Linked DNA regions of Homo sapiens: all the other regions are linked to region 7. Evidence: chromatin loops called from intact Hi-C (ENCODE). Cell type or tissue: chondrocyte. All regions are shown on one strand.

Region 1 (4,000 bases), 690 kb before region 7:
CAGTTCTGTTTTGATTTAAAAGAATATTGAAGAAAGCATTTACAGTTCACATAAATTTATATTTAATCAACTTTTTAAAACTTTATGCATTTGTTAACTATCAGCTTTAGATTAGTTAGGATTTTATTTTTTAAGGGGAAAATGTATCTTTTGTTTTCTTTTTATTTGGGTCTTCATTCTACAGTGGACTAAAGTGAGTAAAAATCAGTCTTTTTACTGCTTGTAAATACTAAAGGAAAAACAAGTAGTGATAATGAGATTTGGGATCATCTGTCTATTAAGTATCCCCATTTACTATAGGAATTAACTTATCTTAAACCAATGTAACTTATCTAAAACCAAAGCATGGTGTGGTGTGGTTTCCCTTCCTAGGAACAACAGAGAAGTTAAATACAGTATTTTAAAATCTTGCTGGAATTAGATTCTAATTATGTTTTCTATTTTTATTTTTTGTTACTCAAAAGACTTAATTACTATCCCATTAAAAAATAAGAAGTGCATGTTCCTGTATTCTTAGAAGGGGGTGATGTAATAGATGGTGCTGAGAAGAAAATCTTCACTTTGAAGAGATACATGACTCATAAATTGTTTATGAACAGTTCTTTTAAAAGGTGTCTGGTTCTAATTCTGTGTTCTCCACCAGCTACTTAGAATGTGTTGATTATAACACTCTGCTTTTAAAGGATGAATTAGATGAATCTTAACAGCCTAAAGGAATAGATTGATCCCGAAAATGAACACTTCAATGGGAGTCCTTTTGGTTATTTTTTTTTTTGACAGCCTAGGAATATGTCTCTATCTTCATGAAGTTCTAATCATATGTTTTTAGAATTTGCTATAAGTAACTTCCTGTGTGTATGTGTAGTCCCAGCTGCTCAGGAGGCTGAAGTAGGAGGATTGCTTGAGCCCAGGAATTTGAGGCCAGTCTGGACAACATAGTGAAACCTTGTCCCTTTAAAAAAAAAAAATAACGTCCTAAAAATTGATGTGGAGTGTAAAGATGAACCCAGAAACCATATGCATTATTTTTCTAAATAAAAAATAACGGATGAGGAATGAATCAATCTCAAAGTTATAGACTAAACACTATACCATAAATAAAATAATCATAAAAAGTAATTGGATATGTGAATAAAATAAAGTTTTCTATAAGAAAGTCTGTTATAACTGACGAAAGTCAGCTTAATATCTGAACTTCACCTTTTTTTTTTTTTTTTTTTTGAGAGGGAGTGTCGCTCTGTCACCCAGGCTGGAGTGCAGTGGTGCAATCTCGGCTCACTGCAGTCTTAGCCTCCCAGATTCAAGCAATTCTCCTGCCTCAGCCTCCTGAGTAGCTGGGACTATAGGCACGTGCCACCATACCTGGCTGATTTTTGTTTTTGTTTTTGTTTTTTTTAGTAGAGACTGAGTTTCACCACGTTGGTCAGGCTGGTCTCAAACTCCTGACCTCAAGTGATCCACCTGCCTTGGCCTCCCAAAGTGCTGAGATTACATGCGTGAACCACCATGCCCAGTCTGAATTTTATCTTATATTTAATAAGTTTTCATATAGGGAATAAAGATAACCCTTTCAGGCTGTGAAATGCCTGAAGAAGCATTTCTTTATAATATAAAGAACAGTTATGGTCAACACAGGATAATTAAAGTTTGGGGATCTATCTGGCAAAAGTTCAAGTGTTCTTTGTTTTTGTTTTTGTTTTTGTTTTGAGACGGAGTCTTGCTCTGTCACCCACGCTGGAGTGCAGTGGGGCAATCTTGGCTCACTGCAACCTCTTCCTCCCAGGTTCAAGCAATCGTCCTGCCTCAGCCTCCCAAGTAGCTGGGACTACAGGCGTGTGCCACTATGCCCAGCTAATTTTTTAGTAGAGATGGGGTTTCACCATGTTGGCCAGGCTGGTCACGAACTCCTGACCTCAGGTGATCTGCCCACCTCGGCCTCCCAAAGTGCTGGGATTACAGGCGTGACTGCTGAATGTGCATGTATAAGCAGTATTTATTTATGTAAGATATAACCTTGCATGTGGCTAATCAGAATTTTTAATGCCTAGTCATTTGTTCTAGTATCACACATTATATATTTCCTCATGTAGAATCATTAGTCTACCAAAAGATGGCAGTTTTGTTCCTCACAAGTTTCTGTTGTAATCTAAAAATAAATGATTATGGTAGCTTTTTTATTACTGTACCTAACACTTTTTACCCTCTACTAGAATACAAAGTTTTTATATACAAGAAAAAAAAAGAGTGTTGAAGTTTTATGAAACTGACCATCTTTTTTGTTATTTTTTTAGGAATTTGCCATTTGTAAAAAACAGTCTTTCTGTTTTTGGCTTCTTCGATTTAATGTGAGCTATTCTTATTTTGTGTTCTTCAAATGGCCGTGAAATGTGAACCAGAAAAAGCTACCCCCTTCACTTTTTTTTTTTTTAAAGAAATCTCAGCTTGTTGAAAGAGATCCTTTCTTTCCATAGGCAAATTTGGCCAAATTTAGCTCTTCTCCTGAAACATGGACCTTTTTGCTCCAAAGTGAAGGGTTCTTTCATAAGGAAATCAAAGCACTTGGTATTTTGAATAATGGTTTATTCAAAAAGAACTTGATTGACTCAGCAAAGTACCTCAAATTCTTGTTTGTCTGCTTTTACCATGTTAAACCTGAACATAAAATGCAAATTATTTGGTCTAGTTATTTAAAATTTTGAAACATTAAGTTAAAAGCTATTTGGAAACAAGTTATTATTTTTTCTTTTCTGTCATGATTGGGTGAATATAACTGGCTTGTAGAGTCTGATGTTAATAAAACAAATTCTTTGGGGAAAGAGGTGAGCCTCTCCGCTGTAAATCAGTAATTGTAAAAGAACTAGTGTTTAGGTAAATGACTGCTACCTGACCTCTATTATTCTAGAAGACTGAAGAGGGTATTTTTATTCAGTAGTGAAACACTTAAAAGCTTCTAAAATATTTGAAATTGTGCTTTAAAAAAATGCACAGTTTAATACATATCAGTTTATAGGAAGGAAAGCTATTCCCAGAAATTCTCAAAACAGAAATTATGCAGGATTAGCAGTATAGCATTATTGGCTCCCAAGGCTCTTGGTTACAGAATTACCATTGAAAATTTTATCAAAAGCAGCCTTGTCCCTGATAGCTGCCGAATCATTTTTAAAAAGGGGGGTGGATGGGAAGATGGGAGAGAAAGTAGAAAAGGATATGTGTTTATTAAACCTTAACATGGGATCCATTTAAACTTTTGATGTTATTTATATCTGAATATACAGAATTAACACTATAAAGAGCCTGCTAAGACTAGACTTCCAGGCTGAGCACGGTGACTCATGCCTGTAGTCCCAGCATTTTGGGAGGCTGAGGCAGGTGGATAGCCTGAGCTCAGGAGTTTGAGACCAGCCTGGGCAACATAGTGAAACCCCATCTCTATCAAAAATACAAAAAATTAGCTGGGTGTGGTGGCACATGCCTGTGGTCCCCACTACTTGGGAGGCTGGGGTGGGAGGATCACTTGAACCTGGGCGGTGGAGGTTTCAGTAAGCCGAGATTGCACCACTGTACTCCAACCTGGATGACGGAGTGAGACCTCATCTCCCCACCCCCCAAAAAAGAAAAGATTTCCAAATATTAGGTACATATACTAATATTATGAGATTCTCAACATAAGAAGACTGTTTTTCTGAAACAATAATGTATTTTTGAAAAGTCACTTAGAGGACCAGAAACATTTTTTAAAAGCCCTACCAAGATTTAATACATGGTATAAAGTTATTGATTTTTGGGCATTCAAAAAAGTATTGAGATTAATTATTAAAGTAGACAGTATAGTACTGTAGAAAGAATAGGGAGGATCCAAGTTCAGTAGTTTTGTTTGTTTTTTGAGTCAGGGTCTTGCTATGGTGTGAAGGCTGGCCTTGAACTTCTGGGCTCATGCAGTCTTCCCAAGTTGCTGGAACTACAGGCGTGCGCCACTATGCCATGCTCAGTATTTTTTAGC
Region 2 (4,000 bases), 610 kb before region 7:
GCTGTTCACTTTGGGGGTTCTGGGGCAAAGCTGGGCTCCTCCTCTCATCCACAGAGCTGAGGCTGCCTCCTTGAAATTTCATCTGGGGCCAAGAAAGGGAGGAGTGTTCTGGGCCTTGTTGTGTGAGCTGAACTAGGGTGGCCTGATGGTTCCAGCAACGGGGACAGGGGACCTGGGGCAGGAAGGCCTGCAGCCCAGGGGACAGGAAGAGGGGCCTGGAGGGGCCAAAGCCTGCCTGCCCAGGTACCCCAGACAGAGGTAGCACCAGTATCTATGCAGTACCCAAGGCCTAGCCAGGTCATGGGGACAAATGGGAGTTCAAGGTGAGCACAGACCATCACTGTCAAGACTGTCCCAGGGGTGGGACAGAGGCTGAATGTCCACCTGGCAGTGCTGTACGTTCAGGCAGGCTCCCAGCTTTCAGGTGGGGGCTGGGAAAAGGGCCAGCAGCTCCCAGAACCTGCGATTCCTTACAGCACCCCTCAGCCTGAGACCATGAACCGGGGTGGCCCACAGGTGGGTTTGGGGTTGAGAAAATTTAGATTATGAGCCTGGGGACAATGAGGAGGAGAGCCAGGCATTGCCCCTGTCCTCAAGGGCTCATGGTTCAGCTGCGTGACAGACATCCGCTGGGCCAGCCCAAAGTGACATCAGTGCTCAGAAAGGACAAAAGAGGATGCCAGGCAAAGATGCAGCAATGGAGATGGGCACGTGCAAAGGCCCTGAGGCAAGATGGAGCCTGGCACCTGGAAGCAACGGGCGGAGGGGCAGAGAGCAGGGCTGACAGGTGGGAGGTGGAGGTGGTGCGGCAGGGGCTGCAGCGGTGGTGGCAGCTAGCGTAGGACAGTCACGAGATTTAGGAGATAAAATAGAAGGTGGCGGCAAGGAAGGGAGAGGACAGAGCCTGGTGTGACTCCTGGGTTTCTGGTGTGTATAGCTGGTGGACAGTGGTGTCTTTGCCAAGAGGGGAGCCCTGGAAGAGGAGAGGTTTGCAGGGCAGGTGCTGAGTCCGGTTTTGGACACGCTGAATTTGAGGTATCTGTCAGATATGAGACCCAAAAGGTGAGGGCGGGGAAGTGGATGTGCAGGCCCTGAGCTCTGGGAGGGGTCTGGGTATGCTGTGGTCATGAAGGAGGCGGGGCTGGAGGGTGGTGTGCGTAAGGGCTGGGTTGGGGGTGCGGGGACCACGCTGTGCCTGGAGGCCTCTAACTGAATGAGTGGGACTGAGCTGAGGGGTGAACTGACAGGAAGCAGAGGGATTGGAGGTGCCACTGCTGGTGAGGAGTCAGAGAAGAGTCCTGAGCCCCACAAGGGAAGGTGGGGTCACCACACAGCCACCCCTCTCCTTCTTCCTCTCCCTGGTTCCGCCTCTTACCGCAGGGTGGCCACGGGCGCAGCTCCTTCACTCCTCTGACCCTTGGCTTCTCATCTGTGAAATGGGATAATAAAGGCACCTGTGCTGGCAGAGTTGTGAGCAGTTCTGACGTCTGGATGGGCATCAGCAGCGCTTGGGGCCGGGCCCCACCCCGAAGCCTCAGCCTCAGGAGGTCGGGGAGGAGCCTGAGAATCTGTATTTCTAACAGGCTCCGCGGATGCTGATGCCGCTGGTCTGTGGACCTCACTTTGGGATCCACGAGTTTAGGGCGAGGGGCCTGGCCCCCACCGATCTCCCCCAGGCCTGGATCCCCAGGCTCCTGCCAGGCTACTGCTCCTCCTTGGCCTCTGCTTCCCCAGGTGTCTACTGAGAGGAGAAGCCCCCTGAGAAGCCTGCCTGGTGCGCTGCCCCCTCCACCCAGGGCTGTCCGGTGGGCGTCATGAGGCCATATGGCCGCCAGGGGGCAGCCGAGCTGCTCCACAGAGAGGCTGCAGGGAGAGCCAGATAAAATACTGGATGCCCAGGTGAACGTGAATTTCAGATAAACAACAAATACTTTAAAAATAAAAGTCCGTTTTAAATACTACAAGGGGCATACTATACTCAAAAAGTGCTCGTTCATCTGAGATTCACATTGCACTGGGTGTCCTGTTTTTATGTGTTCATTCTGGCAGCCCCCGCCCATCATTCCCTGCCTCCTATGCGCAGTGCTGGGCCCTTCCCTCCCTCCCTCCCTCCCTCCCTCCCTGGCAGACAGTGCCCACCTCTCAACTCCTGCGCCCTGCCCTGCTAGCCTCTCCCACGGCCATCCAACCTCCTCCAAACATCCCCCGGGCCACCTGCTGAGAGCCCATCTGAACACTGTCCCCTCCCCTGTAGCCTCACCCTGGGGCCATTTGGTACCTGCCGAGGAGAGAGGGCTGTGAATGTGGGAGAGGAGTTCAGGGGAGGGAGGGAGGGTCCTGAAGACAATCCCCTCTTCTCTAAGAATGCAGCTAGGAGCACAGATGGTGGGGGCCTTCGGTACCTCCTCCTTCTGCCACATTGCAGAGGGTTGATTGCTTTAATTTGCAGAGAGCTTTGTCTTCCAGAAATCAGTCTGGGGCCCCAGTGGATGGTCACCATCTGGCTAAAGGGTCCCTTGGTTCTAGAGTGACCCAGGGTCTTCCCACCAAAATAAAAGTCCTCCCCACTGCCCACCCCGCCGGGAGGCAGCCTGGACTGTAGGTTCCCGCTGTGCTCTCCTCCTCCTGACCTGGACCCATCTGTTTTGCAGCTCCCTGAGGGCCTCCTTTGACTCCTTGAAGCAGCGTAAGTCCCCTACCCTGGGGCAATGGGATCTTTTGGGACTGCGAGGCTGGTGGAGGGTTTGGGGGGACAGAAGATGAGGTGTTGGGGCTGGGGCTGGGCTGGCCCACACGGGTGAGTTGTGGGTGGCTGAGGCCCATCAGATCTGACACTGGGGACCAGTATCCATGCTCTGCCCCCAGAAATGGAGAATGTGGGCAGCTCACACATCCAGCTGGCCCTGACCCTGCGTGAGGAGCTGCGGAGTCTCGAGGAGTTTCGTGAGAGGCAGAAGGAGCAGAGGAAGAAGGTGAGGCAGGTGCAGGGGGCGGGGGAGCTGCTCCCCCATTGCCAGCCTCTCAGTTGCTGTGGGGGTAGGGGGCTGACCTTCCTGGTAGAGCCAGTGGAGGGCGGCAGGGGTGGTGGTGGGACAGCACTCCAGGCTTTGGGGCTTGAGGGTGATCTGAAGTGGGTAGGGAGGGCAGAGGCCTGGCCGCTGGCACTAAGGCCAACTCTTAGTCCCAGAGCCCCATGGAAGGTCCTTCCTGTCGAGCTGCCTCACGCCTAGGAGGATCCTACTACAGCAGACTCTAGAGGGTCTGTGGCAACTTGGCAGTGTCCAGAGGAGGCAGTCTGAGTTGTGGGGGTCACTGGAAACTGGTCTTGAGTCCAAGGATCAGGGCTGATTGTCCTGGAAAAAGGCAGACTTGCAGCCAGTCACCCCACAGGACTGCCCAAGGCTGAGGGGTCAGACACAGACTGGGGTGGGAGAGTTGTATGGCATTGCTTAGCATCCAAAGGTACTTCTCACCCATATGTAGGGCATGGCTGTCCCGAGACAGAGTGACTGCATGGAAGTGAAGTCCCCATCATGGGAGGTGTGTAAGCAGAGGCTGGCAGATGCTTGTCAGGGAGGCTGCAGGGCTGAAGTTGGATATAGGTTCCCTGGAGGGCAGGCAGGACGCAGACTGGCCTGGAGGCTGGGCTTGGGCCTGTGAGGATGGGGGCTGAGCCTCTCAGGGCCTTAGTGATGAGGGTGGTGCCCTGCACAGGGTGGCAGGGCAGCACACAGATCCGCTTCTTGCCTGGGGAGGAAGGATCGTTGTGAAGTGGCCAAAGAATTGAAAATGAAAAGTCACAACTGAGCCTTGAAGGGGAAGAAGCTGTACCTGAGGCTGGGGCCAGGCTAGGCCTGGGTGTCCTGGCCATACCACTTCCCATCTCTGTGCCTCAGTTTCCCTCTCACAGGATGGGACACATATGTCTACCTCCCAAGTGCTGGGAGCTCAGCCCAAGCCATGCGCCCCTCAGTCTCCACAGACAGGGCTCCAGCTCTGG
Region 3 (4,000 bases), 190 kb after region 7:
CCGCCGGCCTTAGGTGCCCCGCTGCTCCCCGTAGGGACCCCGCGGGCGGCCCGGCTCCCGCACCCTGCCTGGCCGGGCCGCGGCCGCGCTCCCAGCCCGAACCTGGGCCCAGGTGCCGACTCGGGCTTCTCGCACTCCCGCGGGAAGCGCCGGCCCCCTCCGCGGCGCCGCCGCCCTTCTCCCCCCCTTCCAGTCCGGCCTCTCCGGCGCCTCCCTGCCTTGTCCCACCTGCCCAGCCCGGTCCTCGTTCTCCCCGCTGCTCTCCGTCTGTCTCGCCGCCGCCCTCTCCCGCGCCCCTTCCTCCCCACCGCCCTGCGCTGCCTCTCACATTCTCCGCATTACAGCGGGTGCCGCCCGCCGCTCGCGGGGCCCAGGGTTCGAGCGCGCAGTGGGCGGCGAGGGGACCCGCCACGCCCGGCCCCGCCGCCCCCTCCGCTCTCCGCGGCTCCGCGGCTGCTAGCTCCGGCCTGGCGCTAGGGTGGCGACGTCCCGCGCTAGCCTCGGCTGCCGCTGACAGCTCTCATCTCGCCCGGGCTTAAAGGGATAGCGCACCCGGCTCGACCGGCCCCACCCGGGGGCCCCGGGGAAGGGACCTCGCTGCGCGGGAACAGTCCGGGGCGGTGGCACAGCCGGGGCCGTGCGGGCGACGCCCTCTCCGCCGCCGTGGAGCCCGGCCCTCGGGGCTGGAGGTGAGTCAAGGAGAAGGACGGTCAGACCACGCCATCCAGGGGGCGCTCAGCGGCCAAGCCTCTGGGCCGACAATGGGTGTGCGGCGGTGTAGGCTGAGCGCCCTGGACTGCGTGGCGGGGGATGGGGGTCAGTGAAGCTGCCGTCTGAGTCTGAACTCCAGGTGAAGACACCTGTCATGCTGGGAGGACAGGGCTCACGGGCTGGCGTCCCGCTCCTGCTGTGTGACCTTGGGCAAATGCCGACCCCTCTCTGCACCTCAGTTTACCCCCTTTGGGAAGGGCATGGCTTCCATCATTTCTGAGCCCATGCCCAGCTCTGATATGGTGTTAGGTCCCCATAGAAGGGGGAGTCCCAAGGTAGTCCCTCAGCCCCCAGAGTCCCACCTCCTTGCCTGTGAGAGCTGAGGCCACCGCTGAGACTGCAATCCTTGCCACCCCGGACACTCACCAGGACTGGTCTGCCTCCTCCTTCCAACTGCCTCATCAGGGAAACCAGGGAACGAGGTAAAGTTGAGTCAGTACAGGGACCTACCGTTTGCAGAGCTCCCTCACATCCAAGATCTCCCTGGACCCTCATGACACCCCTGGGAAGTAAAGTGCACCCCTACGCTCCCGGTCAGCCTGATCCTGGACAAGTCTAGCACGTGAGCATTTCGTCTTCAGGGCCCCCTCCCCACCCTTACTCCCACCCAGGCTGTCCCTTGCTCTCCAGAGGGATGCATTTTGCCCATTGTTCAGGAAGTTTCTGTCATATGCCCCATCCTGTGCTAGGTCCTGGAGACACAGATGATTTAGACACATTCCTACCTTCAGAAAATAAGAATAAGGGAGGTATGATAGAGCTGTGGTGGGTGGAGGAGGTCCTGGAGGAGGTGACATTGAAGCCAGATAGTGAAGGATGAGTAAGAATTGGCCAGGCAGAAAGGAACACGAAGGGTATCCCATGCCAAAAGAAGAGCATGTGCAAAGACCTGGAAGTGGGAAATGGAGTGATGGGTGTTTTGGAGGGAAGAGAAGCTATAAATCCTTGATTTGAGGAGTTTCGACTTTGTTCTGGGGCAGCAGCAGAGCTGCCACTTGGCAAATCTAGGCAGCAGCCCCCACCCCCACCTTTCAGCCGTCACAGAGGTATGGCTAAGGGCTTCCCAAACCCAGCAGCTTTTGCCAGAGGCCACCCCCTCTTCTGTTTCTCCCCTCTAAGCCCAGACCCACTTCTGCACCCATATCTACAGCCAGACGCAGCACAGCCTCCCCCTGCTGTCCGGAGCTGGAAGTAGGAGAAGCCCAGGCTGCGCTGTGGCTGTGATGTGAGTCCAGGAAGGGCCAGGCTCCTGTACCCACCCATCATGAAGGTGCCCTGTGAAGACCCTAGACTTTGGTATCAGGCAGATCCAGTATCAGTTCCAGCCTCAGTGTCCTCCTTGGTACAATGGGAATAAAAATACATTGCCAGTAACATGACTGGCAAAGAATCCACGAGGGACGATGCTCAGGAATGGCTCAGCACACAGCGGGCATGCGGCAAATGGCCTTTTCTTCCCCGTGTCCGAGCTTGGCTTTGTGGCCCATCCCAAAGTCCCTGTTGTCTCCCCTCTCCCTCTTTCCCTGACCATTTTCCTTCTACCTCCCTACCAGACTTCCTGGGGGTCTCAAGGGAGATGAGCTCATGGCTGTTGCCTGCTCTGGCTCAGCACGCCTCCTGAGGAGTCTTCCCAGGGCTTCCAGGTGAGCCCTAGGGAAGCCACACAGAGACAAACAGCCTTTCCCCAGAGTCTCTGACATCCTTGCAGAGCAGCAATTTCAGCCTGCATCCCCATCCATTTCCCACCATCCAGTTCTCCCGCTTACTTCTGCTGTCTTGGAAGCCACACAGCCTTTGTGTCCGTGCTTGGGAATTTATGCCCAGCTATGCGGTGCAAACTCAAATAGGTGGCACACTTTCTCTGAGCCTTAACTCCCTCCCTAAGTATGGGAGCAAGCTGATATGCACCACAGGGATGACGAACCTGAGTCTATGTCATTTATTTTCCCCAGCAAGTCCAAGCCTAGGCCCTCTATCCAGGAGTTCTGCACAAAGGCAGTCATGTGCAGAGGCCTCTCTGGGGTCCCCTTGTGTCCTGCCCTTGTGCTGGTGGCCAGAGGCTGTTGCCACGTCTTCCTTCCAGCAGGCTTTACAGAGAGGCATGGCATGAATAATGACCAGGCCCACTCTACGGCCAGAGCAGTAGTAGCTGGGGGCCTGGGGCAGGGACCAGGAACAAGACCAGTTGGACAGCTAGCTCCAGGAGGTAGCTCCTCTACCAGGGGCTGGTGGCTGGCTGCTTTCCACCACAGAGGCTGGGTCAGTGCCCCAATAAATGCCTGCCCAGGGCCGCTCTGCTGTTTCCAGCCATCTTCATGGGCCAGTCATGGAGAACTTTGGCAGTGTTCCAGATCTAATCATCACACCAGGTCCAGCCGAGAGACTGAGAGTGGCCCACATGGAATTCGAGGAGGCAGTGGGCATTTCCCACCCACTTCCTCTGAAACCCCTGGTTTCCTAAGCCAGGCTGAAAAGCAGGTCACCAAGTGTTCAGAGAAATGCCCCACCCAGCTGGGCTGTCTCCTTGCTATCTCTAAACACATCCAATCTCCCCACCTCCACGTCTTTCCCCACCTGTCCCCATCACTTTTGGTTTCCACACGTCTCAAGTCCTTCCATCCCTAAGCAGCTGGCGTCAACCACCCCCTCCCCACCCCGATCTCCCTCTTTACTCTTGGCAGAGTGTGGCCAGGAGATTTTCATTCATTGGCTCACCCTCACACTAATCTTGGTGTTATCATTCCCATTTCAGAGAAGAAAAAAGCAAGGCTCAGGGAGAAGTTCCAGGATTTGAACTGAGAGCCAACATTCTTTATTCTTTCCATGAATATGCATTGTGGGCCTACTTCATGCCACACATTGCGCCAGGCATGGGGAATACGTGGTGGAGACCTCAGAGTCCAGATGAGACAGGGAGAAACCAAACCACCATGCAAACAAATGTAAAATGACAACTGGGACAAATGCTGTGACAAGGTCTGTGGGGACCTGGTCTAGTCTGGACTAGGGAGTCAGGAGAGGCTTCTTGCAGGATGTGACATTCAACGTAGCACCAGAAGGTGGAGTAGACAATGACCCAGAGAAGTGGGGACTCCAGAGAGAGGGAACAACGCTTTCAAAGTCCCCATGGTGAGAGGAAAGAGAAAAAGGCCATGTGGCCAGAGCATGAGGAGAGAGGATTAGAGATGGGGGTGCAGGTGGCATGGGTCAGGACAATAGGTTCTAGTGG
Region 4 (4,000 bases), 450 kb before region 7:
CCTGGGTGGCGGAGGTTGCAGTGAGCCGAGGTTGCATTGTGCCACTGCACCACAGTCTAAGACAAACAAACAACTCATAGAACTACGCACTTAAAAAAAGTGAATTTTACTACATGTAAATTTACCTTCAATAAACCTGACTTTAAAAAGACAGCTCTGCTGCTATGTAGAAAATGGACTCGGGAAGAACAGGACAGGAGGCTTAAAAGACTGACATAGGCAAACTAAGATCTGATGAGGATCTGGATTAGGATGTGGTGTCAGGGAAGGCAGAGAAAGATGCAGGAATGACTGGATTTTGAAGAGTAAAAAGTATTGAGGTTTTAGGTTTATGTATTCAAATGATTATGGAGCCATTTACTGAGATGACAACATTGGAGGAGGTGCAACTTTTGAAGGGAAGACTATGAGTCCATATTTTGTCACCCTGCATACAAGACAGTATATGAATTTAGGAGTCTGAAACATGGATGAGAATTCTGTGGTTCTCCTCTGCTTAGGAATTACTAGTATAGAGATATTTAGGCCGAAAAGAAAATAGTGAGCTGAGGAGGTGGCCTTGGTGGGTGAACCAGGGAGAAGGGGCTACTTCCTCTCCCCTAACTGAAAACTAACAGCCAAGGTGTGATGACACAGAAGCCAGATGAGGAAATGTCATGAAGGAGAAAGACAATAACTATTTCAAATGCTGCTGAGAGGTAACGGAAAATGAGGACTTACATACATGCCCATTGGACTTGGCAACATGAGCTCATCTGTGACCTTAGCATGAACTATTTGGTTCAGTGGTGGGGATGGAAACCAGACTGCAGTGAGTTGAAGAGTGAGATAATAGAGCAATGGTAGATAACTTTTGGAGAAGAGTAGGCAGGAAGGAGAAGCAAGAAGGAGCTAGGAGGATGGGGGTCCAGAAAGGATTTCCTTATTTTAAGATGGGAAAACCTAGATAATGTTGAATGGTAATATTGGGGAAAGATACAGGCCAGGGTGAGAGGCTGAAAAAACAGGAAAGAGGAAAGAATCACAATACTTAGAATGTTAAAACTGTGCAGGTTTCTAATTCAACTGTGTTTTATGGACAAAGGAATCGAAGCCTAGAAGAGACAGTGACTTTCCTAAGGACACACAGTAAATAAGAAAGACCCAGAACTGGGACTCAAGGCTACAACTACCTACAATATGTTTTGTTTTTACCTTTTTTGGTAGATGTTTTTTTCTTTTGTTGTATATGCTCACTGTGGAAACTCAGAAAAGCATAAAGAAAATAGAAACCATATGTAAACTTATTATTCAGAAGTAACTTTTATTAACAGTTTGGGGGCAGTTCCTGTCAGTCACCAAGAATTTAAATTAAAAAATTCCCTGTGTACTTAGCACTATGCAGCACTGAATACAAAAAAGAATAAGGCATCTTGGCATAATATCTTGTTAACCAAGTTAAACAGACTCTGATAAGAGTGGGATTAAGTTTTCTCTTTGTAAGTAGTACAATATATTTGCTTTTTCAAAGACTAGTAGATAATAGTAAAAATAATTCCCCACTTTGAGTAAAAGTAAGTTAATTCAGTCAAAAGATGGCTAAGCTGATTAACAGCTATCACTTATCAACAGAATAGCCAAATGAGACTCACCAGGAACACCATTTGCTTATGTCAGTGTTGTGTGCACTAGGAACCCATGTTGCATATGACATTCGTTTACAAGTTTGTGTCCATCTGTATTCATCTGGTTTAAAACCGAGACACTTATACATATGTAACAAACCTGCACATTGTGCACATGTACCCTAAAACTTAAAGTATAATAATAAAAAACAAAAAACAAAAAAACCGAGACATGAACCAGGCAAACACCTTTAGCAAGCACCAGATGGAGCTGCTGTCTAAGCCACAAAACCTTAACCACGAGGGCTTCATTTTAAACACTAATTATATTTGGAGACAAAGAGGTGCACTTAAAGACACTGTCAAAACTATTTTAACCTACAACAGTCTCATAGAGGGGGAATCTGTACCAGATGCAGGTCTGTCCAAAGAGCAATCCTTGGGTTTTACAGCCTTTGTGAAATGACTTCAGTGGCAATCAATAACTAGCAGCTTTCCCTGCTCAACACCAACGCTCCCCAAATGGGAAACTCCAGTCTCCAAAGTTATGCTTGAGAAATAAGAAATGTGTCTCCTGAGGCACTTACACAAGGAAATAAAACAGTCTATCCTGGTGTCTTCTATTTATTTGCCAGAACAGGTCTGATACAGAGCACCCAAATGGAATGTTTGATAAGAAAAGCTCATTTACCTCCACATTCCTTATAATCTCAAAGCAAATCTTCTAGATGAAATAGTCTATGGGAGAGTTTAATGGCTGAAGCTGCCCCTAGGAGGTAGCCAGGATTCCATGATCTAAAATCCTATTTCATATTTGACAGTTTTCAGGACCAAAGCCCTTCAGGCTATAGATTAAGCTATTCAAGAGTGGCCTATTTCACTTCAAGTCATGACAGCTTTTTAAGAACCTATTACTGTTTTTTATTCTCTCTACTGCCATACAATGACAATAATTAGTTTGCTTCTAGTCCAACAGTTTCAGGCAGATTTGATACCAAAAAAAAACCCCACAAAAATACAAAAAAACAACAAACAAATCCACAATGGATTTCAATCTTGAAATAAACTGGCCAGCAGAAAGAGCTGGAGCTCCTCAAGCTGGATTCAATTTCCATTAGTGAAGAAAAGGAAAGTGTGTAGGTGGGAGATTAAACACCATATATACAGCATTTCCTAAAGGCACCCAAGGAGAATCTGTTAATAATAAAGGAGGATGGAGAATGAACTGCTAAGCTCCTCCAATTCTGTGACTCCCGAAGCCCACCATCTCTCTCCATAAAATCTGTCACATTGCCATGGAGGCAGAGTCAAGAATCCTCACTGCTGTACGTGGGCTTTTAAGGACACTCTCAGTGAGGATCTATTGCCTATATGTCATCCCACATATTAGTCCATCTCCAGGATGCTAGGGAACAATTTACAAGTCAAGGTTCTCACTAGGCTTTTGTTAAAGAACATGTGGGTCACTTAAAAAAAAGGAAAGGAAAATGTGACAACCATACCCACGTCACTGTTCCCAACCTTTCCTTCTTCCACAGTGAAAAATGCTGACCTGACACCTCAACCAGCTGCCAAACTCTTCAGTATATGACTAAAAGGGTGGGGAGAGGAAGTGAAAGCAAAGCTGCAGGAAGAAGTTTTGCAGAAGATAAAACACAGCTTAAATTTGGTACACAAATGGAAATTCCATGAGTAAAAGGGACTTTCTTGAGATCTGACTGAAAAAAAAAATTATCATTCCTTGCTATCACAAGAACATGAGGTTCTCCTATCTAAAGAAGAAACCAAAGTAAAATCTGCTTAATTTTGGAAACTTAATGAAATCTCCAGAAGCCCATCCAGTTCCAATTGTTCTAACCACAACAGTTTTTCTAACAGTTCACTGCTCCTGTCACATGGTAGTCATCTCAGGATAAGAATCATGTAACAACAAATGCACCCCTGCAAAGCAGCACCGCTCAGTTCCAACTAATTTTTAAATTCAAACTCTTTGACGAATCAGTTAACTACTACTAATAATAATTATTATAAACTTGGTAATAACTAGTTATAAGATTAGAAGTTCCAAAATGTTCCCTGAAACCACTTTAGACCCCTATTTAAGAAGGTATACATCAGAGAAGAAGTTAAAGTATTATCTAATAACAGCCAAGACTCCATAGTCTTTTATAGTTTTATTTTATTCACAAGCTTTTTCTTCTGCTTGGAATGTATTTCCTCTAATGCTGTTCCATTTGTTGAAACCCTATTTATCCTTCAAGATGCAGTTTAAATTTTACCTCTGTGATGAAGTTTTGCCTAACTCGATTATACCACATTGTTTTGTAATTATGTAAGTCCCCAGAAGGCAGGTCTAAGTGTTTTTCCTCTCTATATCTCTTGAATTGTTTGGAATA
Region 5 (4,000 bases), 530 kb before region 7:
TTGCAAATTTGAGAGAACTGGATCTTGGCAACAAATTCCCTCCTACCCCCCCACCCAGTGTGAAATCCAGTTTTTAAGTTTCAGCTGTAATTGCCTTGAGCTGCTCTTAACAACAACTTGTGATCTGCCAACTGCAGTTCTTGGCTCCTATGGCACTAATGAAGTTCTTTCCCTTGTAGAAGAGAGTGCGAACTCACTTATAAGGAAGCATAATTTGCTAGGCCTTGGAGAGGAGGCAAAGAGTTCCTGGAGCAGAAGGTACACACTTACAACCCCAGGCAATGGAGAGCTCCCCACACCAATTCACTCCGGGCAGGAAAGAAATCAAGATTCTCTGTGGCTTAGGTTGAAAGACAACACTCTGCAGGCATGGAGCTGCCAAAGGCCCCATCCAACTGTCAGTGGCCCATCACCTCCGGACAACCCAGAGTCAGACAGGATGGCATCACTGAGGACCACTAATGGAATTCTCAGGAATGAATCCCACGCTGGGTGATGTGATGGGGAAGGGGAATAGGATAATTTATCTCCAGGCTCTCCAGTTACACCAAAGGACAAAGTGATCCCACTGAAGAATAGAAACTTAGTGTTTTTTCTGGCCTTGTTCCACCTCACCTGGAGTCTGGCTTGGGCAATCCTGAACTGGTCCCACCATCCACTGGCCTGTATCCTTTCAGGGCTCCAGGTGTTTCTGGACCAAACTGGGGGTCAGGCTGCTTATTTTTGCGGCCCAGTAACGAGATGCAGATGAACCGGGAGAGAAGGGAGTTTTTATTTCTGTAACCAGTTACAGGGAGAAGGCCTCGAAGTTATTGCCAGATCAACTCAAAATTACGGTTTCCCACATCTTATATACCTTCTAAGCTATATGTCTACGTGTAAGTGTGCATTCATCTAAAGACATAAGTGACTATTTATTTATTTATTTATTTTGAGATGGAGTCTTGTTCTGTCACCCAGGCTGCAGTGCAGTGGAGCAATCTCGGCTCACTGCAAACTCCACCTCCTGGGTTCACGCCATTCTCCTGCCCCACCCTCCTGAGTAGCTGGGACTACAGGTGCCCACCACCAAGCCCGGCTAACTTTTTTGTGTTTTTAGTAGAGACAGGGTTTCACCGTGTTAGCCAGGATGGTCTCGATCTCCTGACCTCGTGATCCGCCCACCTCGGCCTCCCAAAGTGCTGGGATTACAGGTGTGAGCCACCACATCCGGCCAACTTCTTTCAATCTATAACTAAGGTCTGAGTCTTGAAGACCTTCCTCTGGAGCCTCAGTAAGTTTACTTAATCTAAATGGGTCCAAGTGCTGGGGTGATTACCCTTAATCTTGTCTCCTGCTAAATCATGGAGGTATGGGGAGTTCCTTCAGACCCCCGATAAACTTGTTTAATCCTAAACAGGTCCTGTTAAGAATTCCTTCGCTATTTTGTCATGCTTCAAGGCCCAGGAAAGGTCTAGGCAAAACTCCCAGTGGAGCTTTTGTTACACTTCAGCCTTCGTATAAGGGCAGTGGCCCCTTCAGCTTTTAATATTTAATTTAATCACTCAGTCAGTACTGAATCAGTTGTTATGGAGTCCTGCATTAGTGAGACCTGGCCTGGCACACACGGTGACCACTCAGGCCAGCAGAGCTTCACACAGCAGCCCGGTCCTGGTACGCTCTGTTTCTGTGACCTCCCAACCCCAACTGCCTACTTTTTTCTTTGCTTCCTTTCCCCCAGAAGCCAGTGTGTTGTGCTGACAACTAGAAGGGAAGTTCTCTAGGCTCTTCTCCAGCAAGCAGGCTACACAGCTGCAGCAGGCAGGGCCTGTGTCCCTGGGGATTGTCTGGTCAGGCTTGCTGTTGACCCTTCCTCCTGGGCCCAGGCAACACACAGAGAGCTTTTGGGTCCACACCAACATGGGTTCTGTTATGTTGCTCCTCAGCAACATAAACCTCAAGTCTGGCAGCCACTCTTCTGGGGTATGCCTTAAAAACAGCATCTGCAAATTCCAGAGTGCTTGCTAGTGGAGAAGAGCAGAGACACCGGGTTGGAGACAGTGTCCACTGTAAAGGGTTTGGTGCTCTAAAATCTGCTCTAAATTTAGGATCTACATGTTTGCCTTTTCATCTATTCTCCTCTCATAATGCGGCAGTTGTTGCTACCACTGCTGACTCTTCCTGCTTAAGCCAGGAGGCCTCCTCTGCGCTGCTGAAGTGTCCACACATTAGCTTGTCTGCCTTTGTGAGGCCCCTGTGTATCACTGTGTCAAAGGCATGCGAATCTTGCAGATGATGCAGTACCAGGCCCTGTCCCCGCTCATATTACCTGAATAGCTCTGATTTCCACGGAGAGGGTCAGCCAGAGCCAGCTAACCAAGCCTCTCAACATGCAGTACAAACCCAGGAAGCCTGCAGGTGACTGCTCACCAGAGGGCGATCTCACACAGCAAACCTGCAGCCTTCTGAGGTCTGGGAAAAGCAGAATGCCTTTGCTTTCTCTTTGGGGCCTGATTTCCTCAGATTAGACAGGGAATAAAGAGAAATATAATCCATGTCAGCAGGGGATGAGGACCCAGAGTGCAGAAGACACACAGGCTGAAAGCCATCATTTCCTGTGTTATGGACAGGGCACCTACCCTGGGGGGACAAGACATAACCATGTCTGCAACCAAACCCTCCCCAGCATGTCAGTGTGGAAGAGTCGCCAAAAGGACAAGCATTTGTCTGTTTTTTAGTGTGTATTAAAATGAATTTATTTACACAGTAACATGATGCCACGGAGTACACAGCAAAGTACCACAGCAAACCAAAGGGTGGCACCACTGCTGGCAGAGAGGACCTTTCAATGATAGATTTATACAACTTTACAATATGTAAGTAGAGGGGTGAAGCTCCGGAAAGAGCAAAAACAAGATTTTCAAATACAGAGTGTGGGCAGGGCCAGAGAGAATTAAAGAGAGATTGGAATGAGGACTGTCATGATTCAAATCACCAAGTAGAATGAAATCTTGCTTCTGTATTTGCCTCATGCCAAAATGCCCTGCATATCCTCAACAGAAAATCCCAACCCAGTGTGTTCATACATCACACTCTTTAGTTCTAACTGGTAAAGGAAGGGATAACCAAGTAGTATTTGGAGCAAGTTCCTGAAACAGTGTGGTTTAACCTTTCAAAAATGAACCCTATGTCTGGTTCAACATTCAAGTTATCATGAGTGCGGACACACACATACTATCCACACACTAACGGGCAAAGTGGGTTTTCTGTACTACAACAATATTCGTAGCAAAATATATGACTCTGTACTTCTGCTAGGTTAAAAAATGTCCGACCTCTTTTGATTCCCTGAAACTTTCTTGATTTAAAAAACAAAACCAAACCAAACCAAACCATGGGGGTGAATGGGACACGTCAAGATAAAAAGCTGGAATAAACCCAGAGACTTTCTGGAGTGGGAAACATGTAATGGGATGTTGGGAATGCAGGCCCTTGCAGCCCACCTAGGTGGGGAAAGCTTCTAGCAGTGGTTGATGCAAAAATCTATTCTAATTTTAAACAGTTGCAGGGAGGGGGTGTTTAACGGCTGTATAGCACCTTGTACCTTCTGGGCACTTACAGATATTAAATGATGGTGATGATGAATGGTACACAACTCTGTAGGAAGGTTTATAAAAACAATTACAATTTGTTAAGAAATTTCCCAAGAGTTCTTTAAACAAACCTATTTAAACTACCATATCTCTTTAAAAAAATCTTCCGCTCTCAGTATTATATGATGTTCTCAAGCTGAGGTTTGGGCAATAGCCACAGTCATGTCAAGGGGACATGGAAGAGATCCTTCTCCTTAAATACTGAGGAACTTTGTATCTGCCAGGGCTTTCTTCATCTTCATCATCATCATCATCTTCTAATATACAAAATGGACTTCTTTTTAAAAAGGTGCTTTTCTGAGGATGGATTTATCAGCTAAATGCCTTGACATGGAATGTATGTGAACTCCCCTCCCACAGCATCTGTC
Region 6 (4,000 bases), 240 kb after region 7:
GAAGTAAAGCACTTCACCCCAGACGAGCCCTGGTCCTGGTCACCCACTGAGCCCTGGTCCTGGTCACACACAGGACCTAGACCTTTATTTAGAGATGGGCCACTAATCTGTCACGTGGGCTGGGCATGGTGGCTGAGGCCTGTAATCCCACTTTGGGAGGCGCAGGTGGGAGGATCACTTGAGGCCATGAGTTTGAGACCAGCCTGGGCAACATAGCAAGACCACGTCTCTACAAAAAAATTTAAAAATTAATCAGGTATGGTGGCGTGTGCCTGTAGTCCCAGCTACTGCAGTGAGCCAAGATTGTGCCACTGCACTCTGGCCTGGGCAACAGAGCAAGATCCTATCTCAAAATAATAATAATAATTGTCATATGACCAAATTTTTTTCCAGGCTCCGAGCGCCAGCTTCCTCATCTTTCCAACAGAAGGTCTTCGCCTGGGCTAAGTGTTAAATCAGAAAACCCCTATTCAGAGGTTGGCCTGCAGTTCCCTGACCTGGTAACACTGGGGAGCATTGGCTGCTGTCACCTGCCAGCTCCCACCCCCACCCAACACTTACAGACCAAGCATCACTAATTTTTGCAGCTGCCGTGATAAATGGCACTGTCTGCAAAATGACATCTGTCTAATCTGCCACAAGACAGACGGGTCCCCGAGCTCCCACAGCCTCCCGAGAGCCAGCCCAGGCCAGCCTTGTTGAGATGATGGGCAGACACAAAGCCCAGGGCCTGGGGGCAGGTGGGATGGAGAGGAGACCTCAGGGCCCAGAATCAAGAACATCCCTAGAGGGGTTTACCACAGGCTGTTTCCTAAATATTTAGTAGTATGTGTGCTTTTAAAAATATTCCAAAGAATATTATATCCTCTGTTCCTTTCTGACCAAAGTTAGGTCTTCAATTCAGTTTTCTTTTCTTTTTTTTTTTTTTGAAACAAGGTCTTGCTCTGTCTCCCAGGCTGGAGTGTGGAGTGTAGTGGTACGATCACAGCTCACTGCAGCCTCCATCTCCTGGGCTCAAGCAATCCTCCCACCTCAGCCTCCCAAGTAGCTGAGATGACAGGTGCCTGCCACCATGCTCGGCTTATTTTTGTATTTTTAGTAGAGACAGGGTCTCGCCATGTTGTCCAGACTGGTCTTGAACTCCTGGCTTCAAGTCATCTGCCCACCTCGGCCTTCCAAAGTGCATGGATTACAGGCTTGAGCCACCACACCCAGCCTCAATTTTCACTTTAAATTAAAACCTGGAAATTGTTCAGGTTTACAAGGATGAGCCATTAGACACCGGTTCTGAAGCAGTGCTCTCTTCCCATCTCCCTCTACTCTGCGGAACAGCGTGCCTCTGCCTAAGCCATTGGGTCTGGGGGCTCTTCTCACCCCCCTCCTCCCTCCCACTCCCTCCATGGCTCCCACCCTCCCTCCCAGCCCCTCCGCTGACCTCAGCCGCATCCCCTCCATGCCTCAGGCTGGCCTCGGGCTGCCAGGTCAAGGTAGAACTCCCCTCACACCTTCCTGTGTCCAGGAGTAGAGGTGAATTGGGGCTCTGGATGCCAAGAACGGAGGAAGGACAAATGCCAGCCCCAGAGACCCTCGCCTCCTCAAGACCAACAGGAGCTGGCGCCTGTCCACCCAGCAGCAGCAAAGCAAGAGCGGGTGCCGGCTGGGGTGGGTGGGCACAGGCCTGGGCTTGAAGATTGAGGTAACACTGCCCCCTCCTGGCTAATTCATGGCTGCTCCTCTGACAGGCACTGCCAGGCTAAGCTGTTGAGGCTGGGGACATAGCGAGTGACTCTCCACAACAGCATGTGACAAGCTGACCCTTCCCTGCAGTCTGCCCAACTGAGAGCTGCCTCTTGCTCTGCCCATCCTGCCCGAGCTAACAGCAGCCCCACCAGCTTGCTCCAGCTGTCTCTTGGTTGTCAGTCTTGCCTCTCCTCCAAGGGACTCGGGGGAGTCACAGACAGCAGGACCCTGGCATAAAAATCATCATAACCACCAGGCACTTCAGAGTTTATAAAGCTCCGGCGCTTCTGTTGAAGGCCATCATCCAAGCACCTCGGTGGCTGTACATTTTACGGATGAGGAAAGGGGTACAGAAAGGCGAAGTGACTTGTCTGTGGCCACATAAAAAAAGGCTTGGCAGGACCGGGCTCCTGGCTCCTGACCCCACCTTCTTTCCCCTGCCCTGCCCAGTGGCCAGCTCAGACCCACATCCCCTGACATCTACTGCAAGCCTCATTCCCAGCCCTAAGCAGGTATTTCTCACCCTCCTTCTGGGAGCCCCAACCCAGCCCTCAAGCAAATATATTCACAAATTTTTCATCCAGGTGGGGACTGTCCACTCTACTTCCAAGAGGCTCTGTCTGCAGGCAGCCGGCTGTCCACTGGGGCAGCACAGCAAGGGTTAACAGCAGGAACTAATATTTAGAAACAGCACTACCCCAGAGGAGTCAGCTGTGGCCAGCTGGTCACAGCCACTGAAGCCACCAGCCTTTGTGAGTGTGATATGGAAGACGAGTGCCTGCTCCTGGAAAGCAAAGGCTCCAAGAGGGTCCTTCACCACCCCGGCCCTTGTCCTCCCAGCACGGCTTGTGTGTGGCTCAGAGGCCAGGGCAAAGCCCTCCACCAGCCTCCCTTCCACAGCTGGCTCCTGAGGGTGGCAAACATAACTTTTCAGCTCCCGAACTGTGTAATTGTTGGGACTGGCTGCTCCCTCCCCTCCTGAGCCTGGCTGCCTGTACTTGGAGGAGCCCTGTGTGTGCCTCTGCCAGAAGCAGGATCAGGACCACTCCTAACAGAGGCCCCAGGTCAAAGGCCCAGGCCCAGGGCCCGCTGCCATGGAGCTCTTGGCCAGAAAACTGCAGGGCCACTGAGCCAGCGCCTAAAGCCCGTGCCCTCTTGCACAGTAGTGGCCTAGGTTCTGTGACCTTCATGGCAGAGGGCCAATTCCCTGAGGGCGGGCCCTGGGCAGCAGGAGCACACCCCTGCTTAGGCACCACCCCATCTAGGGCACAGGCACACACCATTTCCCAGCAAGCTGGCTTTGGCCACAGGCTTCTTGGGTGGGGCCCAGGCAACGAGGGTGCAAAACACCCTGGCCAAGGGTGGGGCCAAACCACAGCCACTGCCCAGAGCGGGGACTCTTAGTCCAAGAAGCACTAGAGGTAGGAGTGACCAGCAGTGCTTGGCCAGCATGGTTGGGTGAACTCTGCTGGCAGGGAGGTGAGTATTACTGGGCCCTCTGTTGTCTTGTTCTCCAAGAACAATTGGAGAAATGGAGGCAGCACATAACACAGGTCACTGTAGCTTCAGAGAAGTTTGAATCTTCTTTTGCCCCTGGGTGGGAACATCCTTCTTCCTTCTTATAAGTGTGTTCTAAGCCTCCTTCTTTCCTCCTCCCTCCCACCCTGTGCTCTGTCCCATGCTTGGCTGGGGAGGCATGGACGCACACCTCCTGACCCAGCTAAGCAGGCCCCAGGTGAAACTAGGAGAGCTACGGAGATCAGGATTCCAGGGAATCTTTTGAAAGAGAAGTCGACGTGCACGAAGGAGGGCTAGGAGGGCTTGTTGGAGGAAGGTGAGATGTGGTCAGGGAGGTAGGGGCAGTCAGGGATGGCCACCAAGGATGCCTGGCCAAGCAAAGTCATGGGAAAGGTTGGAGGGCAGAAGGAAGAAGGCCCGAGCCAGACCTGAGGATGCCAGAGAGGCCCAGGTCAGCTCTGTTCAGCACTGAGGCTTCAGGGCCTCGGGGGAGCTTGCTGAGGAGCTGGAGAGGGGACAGTTGAGGAGCAGGCACGGCTGGTCCAGCAGCCTTTGTTCCAAGACAGTGGGAGGTGGTCAGGGGTCAGTTCCAAAGGCACACAGGGGCCTCGACTTTCTGCCAGTCTGCCTGGCATGATGCTGCTCAGCATTGGTCCAGAGTTCCAGCCCTAGGTTACGGCTGAGCAAAGGCCAGGCCTGTGTGCGCTGGAGCCGCAGCATCCCTTTTTCACTGAGAGCCTCA
Region 7 (4,000 bases):
CCCAAACCAAGCAGAGGACTGAGGGAGGGCTGGGCGAGCAGGAAGGGGCTGTCCAGATGCCACAGCCCCTACCTCAGGGCCTCCTGCACTCCCACCCGCTCAGGGCAGAGCTCTTCCCATCCTCTCAGGCCCCCTTCTGCCCCACCCCAACCCCAAGGCCTCTGAGAACAAAGAGGAGGTGCAGGCACAGTCAGGCTGGACCAGGCTGGGCTGCGACCCCAGCAGGAACCGGGAGGGGCTGCCCACTGGCCTGGCCCCACCCCTCCTTCTCAAAGTGGGATCCGCCCGGAGGGTCACATCTCCTGGCATGCCTTGAGAGCAGAGAGCCCACAGCCCACCCCGAAAAGGGTGTGAGGGGGAGCAGGAGGCTCCCTCCTTACCTCCCTCTTCTCAGCTGGTTCCCACCTCCCACCCGCTCTGCCTTAGAATGAAAAGTGGGGCAAGAGGAGGTGAGAAGCCCGGGCTGAACGCAGACAAAGGGGAGGCCCCTAAAGCGTTCCTGGGCGCTCCCGGTCCCCAACTCCCTTCCTTCCACTCTCCCTACTCCCCATCTCCTTTTCACTGGGCAGGAGCTGGAAAGGGGCGATGCTTGTGTGTGGTGGGGAGCTGCCATCCAGGCTGGAGCTTGTGGAGAAACCCAGCCCCTGACCTGTGTCCACCAGCTAGGGAGTGTCTGGTGCTGGTGGGGGCTGCCTGGGGGTACCTGGGGTCCACGAAGGGAGGTACCCACCCAGGGCTGAGCAGGGGGCTTACCCTCTAGAGTGACCAATACTCAGAATGGGAGGGGGGACAGGAAGGGGAGACCAGAGCAGGTCTGGGACACCCGTGGGGGCCCCTCCCCAGCTCCAGGCTCCCAGCTTACAAACCCGGAATTTGTTGGGGTTGGAGAGAGGGGAGGTGGAAAAGGAAGAATTTTCATTTCTGAGGCTTGAGGGGAAATCAGGCCTATGACCCCAAAGGAGGTCTGGGTGGCACCGAGGTGCCCTGCAACCCCAGGAGGGCGCAGCCAGGGCCGATGGCGGCCCCCAGGGGCACTCGCCGCGGGGCTGCCCGCTCGGGGCTCGGCCGCGGCCGCCTGGCTCACCTGCATCTCGGGCGCGCCTTCGGTCCGCTCGGCTCGGTCACCAATCGCATGTCTCTCCAGCCGGCCCGACCAGGCCCCAGCCCCTGCCCAGCCCCCTCCTCCGTTTCCTCCTCCTCCGACACCTCCGCCCGGCAGTCCGCGCGCCCTCGCGGGGCTGGCTGTCCGTCTGTCCGCCCCGCGCGGGCGGGAGCCGAGCCGGAGCCGGGGCCGGGGCTCGGGAGTGGGGAGGCGGGAGGCCGCGGCCCCGGCGGGCGGATGGGCGGGCGCGCTCAGGCCGCGGGACAGGGGCTGCGCGAGCCTGCTTCTGCCCCCTGGGCCGGCCCGGAGCCGCCGCCGCCGCCTCTGCCGCTGGGGCCGGGGTCGAGGCCGGGCGCGCTCCGCCGCGGGGCCGGGGCCGGCGGGCAGCGGCCGCGCATGCTGCTCGGCGCCCCGCGTCGGGAGAGGGGCCGGAGCGGCGCGGGTGGGGACTCCGCGCCCTCCGGGGCCGGGACCAGGACCCACCGCCGCCGCCGCCGCCTGCGCTGTCGCCCGCCGCCCGCTCCGGCTCCCGCGCCGGCTCCCGCTCGGGCTCCGCGCTCTGCAGCGGCGCGGGGAGGGAGCACTAGGAGCGAGCCAGGGAGGGAGGAGGGATCGAGGGAGGAGGGAGCGAGTGAGCCGCGGGAGCCGGGCGGGGGAGGAGAAGGCGCGGCCGCAAAACCTGGTGATGGTGGTGGTGGGGTGGGGGGTGGTTCGTCTCCTTTCAGCGGAGGGGGCGGAGAGCGAGGGGCGCCCCAGCCGCTGCCCTGCACGCTTAGGGCAGCGAAACAGGCAGGGGTGCGCAGGCGAGGGGCGCACCAGCCAGGCGCTCCAGCTCTGCACACGGCCGCGCCCCTCCGGGTCCGGGGCTCTGGGCGAGTCCCGGGCCAGCCGGGTGTCGGGGAGTCCGGCGTGCGGTCCTCCCTGGGTGTATGCGCGCACACCGTTGTGTGTGATTTTTGTGTTGCCACATGCGTGTGCATGTGAGCGCGCGAGTGTGTTTACACGTGTTAACTGGGCTGTGGACGAACACACGCACGAGGACGGACAGGGCTCCCTACACGAACAGGGTTGTTTGGAGGGCGGCATGGGGAGGCCGACCGGGAGCCCCCGTCCTGGCCCTGTCCCCTCCTCTCGAAAGTCCGCGAGGCTAGAGGGCCCACATTCTAGCGCGGGAGGGCGAGGCAGGCAGAATGGGAAGCTCCAGGGGACGGCGAGGAAGCCGCGCTGGCCCGGCAGCTCTACCCAGGAGCCGGGGTCCCCGCCCAGCCTGGCTTCCTGTCCAGCAGAGGGCGGCAGGCCTCTCTGGCCCGCTCCGTCCGGAGGCCCTGCACCCAGTGGCCAGCAGAGGGCAGCGCAGAGCCTCCGCCTGGGCTTGACTGTTCCCTCCTCCCGGAATGGTCCCGGGGATCCTCGGCTGGGGCCACAACTTCAGACGGGCCCAAGGAATGGGACCTCTCCTCGGAGATCCAGATCCTCCTTGATCCTCAGATACAGAAACTAGGCCAGCAGGGATGTCTTGGCAAAGCCTGCAGAGTAGGTTACCACCCTCAGGACCTCACCTTTTTCCCTATACTACCCCCTCCATCTCCTTGAAGCCAGACGCCCTTTACCACCAAGCCAGTTTTATTAGAATAACCATCAATGCTGACACCGCCCGGCACGGCCATCCCTCCTCCCCTGCTGGGAACAACCCATTAGCACATGAATACTCCTAATAGCTTGAGTCCACAGGGGCAGCTGAGGCTGGGGGAGGGGATCTAGCCCAAAGCCTCTCGGATTCTGGGGCAGACGCTGGAATCCCAGTTCCAGTGACACCCCCTCTCCCAGGAAGCCTGCGCAACATCATTGCAGAGATGCCTGGTTGCCACGGAGGGACCTCTCCCCACCCCCAACAGCACCTTGTTTCTCGCTGTTCAGCCTCACACACAGCCCAAAGGCTTGCACAGACCTTCTGTTCCAGCTGCACCATTTCTGGGTACTTCTCAGTCTCTCTGGCACACCGTTGCTCTGGACAGTCCTGTCTGGAGCACTTTCTCCTGTCTCCTATGTCTATGCCCATCCTCAACCTAGGCCTAGCTAGAGTCCCTCCTAGCAGGCGTCCATGCTATGCTCTACTGTGAACTGTACGTTCACCCTCCAGCAACTCTGGGGGAGGCACTATTGTTCCCCTGTGACAGAGGGAGGGAAGCCCAGGCCCAGAGAGGTTCCAGGCTCTGCCCATGGTCACACAGCCAGCAAGCCACGGAAAGGGAACTGGACTCGTCTTCTATGGCTGAATGGACCAGCAGGGGGCAGGCTCGGCAGAAGGACTTACAGGTGGGAGGTGAAGCAGGGAGGCCAGCACAGGAGTCCCCCTCCCTGCCAGAGCCCAGCGCAGGCGACTCCCCGGTCCCTCAACTCCGCGCTGCCTGGACCCCTCCCCAGACTCCCCAGCCCCCCCACCCCGGCTGTTTGTGAGCTACCCGTGCGCTCCCGCCCTCCCGCGCCGCCTCCTCCCACCAGCCCGACAGGAATAGACGCTCGCTGGCTCCTGCGTAAAGGCTCCGCCAGGCACCCGGCGGGCGCGCAGACCCGCTGGGGGGCGGGGGCGGGGGCGAGGGCTATTCCTGGTGCGGTGACTGACGCAGGCAAGGCGCGGCCACCACATCTCTCCGCCCCCGACTCACCTGCTCCCTGCCTCAGTGATCTCGGCGGAGAAATGGGGGAGAGCCCACTCATTCCACCCCGCTAACCCCCAGGTGCTACCGGAGGAAGCTGGGGTCCTAGGGTGGGGTATTTTGGTGCCCACAATGATCCCTCCGCGCCTCGGAGGCAGCAGGGATGACCACGGAGCTGTGTCTGGGAGGAAGAGCCCCTTGGCCTCGGTTCTCCACTGTCAATGGCATCCAAGCCATTCCC

The links. Peaks named below come from ENCODE experiments on the same cell type or tissue, not always from the same donor. Only the 100,000 strongest peaks of a DNase experiment are listed, where the experiment ranks them.
Region 1: it touches region 7 in a loop (9-fold over the local background); 2 of 110 quality-filtered maps call a loop at or near these places.
Region 2: it touches region 7 in a loop (4-fold over the local background); 3 of 110 quality-filtered maps call a loop at or near these places.
Region 3: it touches region 7 in a loop (8-fold over the local background); 76 of 110 quality-filtered maps call a loop at or near these places.
Region 4: a loop joins it to region 7, with 4 times the contacts of the local background. A loop is called at or near these places in 16 of 110 quality-filtered maps.
Region 5: a loop joins it to region 7, with 4 times the contacts of the local background. A loop is called at or near these places in 28 of 110 quality-filtered maps.
Region 6: it touches region 7 in a loop (6-fold over the local background); 20 of 110 quality-filtered maps call a loop at or near these places.

Annotation. Positions count from the first base shown.
Region 1 is chr15:76,939,346-76,943,345 of GRCh38, forward strand. The region is part of intron 3 of RCN2 (reticulocalbin 2); the gene reads left to right. Among named protein-coding and RNA genes, the nearest start is that of RCN2, 9.6 kb to the left of the region's middle. In chondrocyte, CTCF peaks have their summits at 2,127 (motif pointing right) and 2,330; no DNase peak of the experiment used is centred here.
Region 2 is chr15:77,022,633-77,026,632 of GRCh38, forward strand. It overlaps PSTPIP1 (proline-serine-threonine phosphatase interacting protein 1), which reads left to right. Exons shown (of 15, transcript NM_003978.5): 4 at 2,652-2,686; 5 at 2,866-2,972. Among named protein-coding and RNA genes, the nearest start is that of PSTPIP1, 30 kb to the left of the region's middle. In chondrocyte, a CTCF peak has its summit at 1,819 (motif pointing right); DNase peaks (open chromatin) are centred at 759 and 1,439.
Region 3 is chr15:77,819,706-77,823,705 of GRCh38, forward strand. It overlaps a transcript of LINGO1 not described here. Among named protein-coding and RNA genes, the nearest start is that of LINGO1-AS2, 160 kb to the left of the region's middle. In chondrocyte, CTCF peaks have their summits at 731, 1,933 (motif pointing left) and 2,164; no DNase peak of the experiment used is centred here.
Region 4 is chr15:77,184,819-77,188,818 of GRCh38, forward strand. All of the region lies in intron 6 of PEAK1 (pseudopodium enriched atypical kinase 1), which reads right to left. Among named protein-coding and RNA genes, the nearest start is that of LINC00597, 39 kb to the right of the region's middle. RefSeq lists an enhancer at 2,927-3,146. In chondrocyte, a CTCF peak has its summit at 1,869 (motif pointing right); no DNase peak of the experiment used is centred here.
Region 5 is chr15:77,105,449-77,109,448 of GRCh38, forward strand. PEAK1 (pseudopodium enriched atypical kinase 1) reads right to left here. Exons shown (of 10, transcript NM_001385026.1): 10 at 2,710-4,000. Among named protein-coding and RNA genes, the nearest start is that of TSPAN3, 36 kb to the left of the region's middle. In chondrocyte, CTCF peaks have their summits at 2,423 (motif pointing right), 2,628 and 2,833; no DNase peak of the experiment used is centred here.
Region 6 is chr15:77,873,588-77,877,587 of GRCh38, forward strand. No RefSeq gene overlaps it. Among named protein-coding and RNA genes, the nearest start is that of TBC1D2B, 200 kb to the right of the region's middle. In chondrocyte, a CTCF peak has its summit at 1,714 (motif pointing left); no DNase peak of the experiment used is centred here.
Region 7 is chr15:77,631,226-77,635,225 of GRCh38, forward strand. It overlaps LINGO1 (leucine rich repeat and Ig domain containing 1), which reads right to left and starts at 1,687. Exons shown (of 2, transcript NM_032808.7): 1 at 1,085-1,687. The coding sequence starts at 1,090. RefSeq lists enhancers at 2,506-3,069, 2,511-2,640. In chondrocyte, CTCF peaks have their summits at 6, 2,398 (motif pointing right), 3,404 (motif pointing right), 3,611 and 1 weaker place; a DNase peak (open chromatin) is centred at 2,410.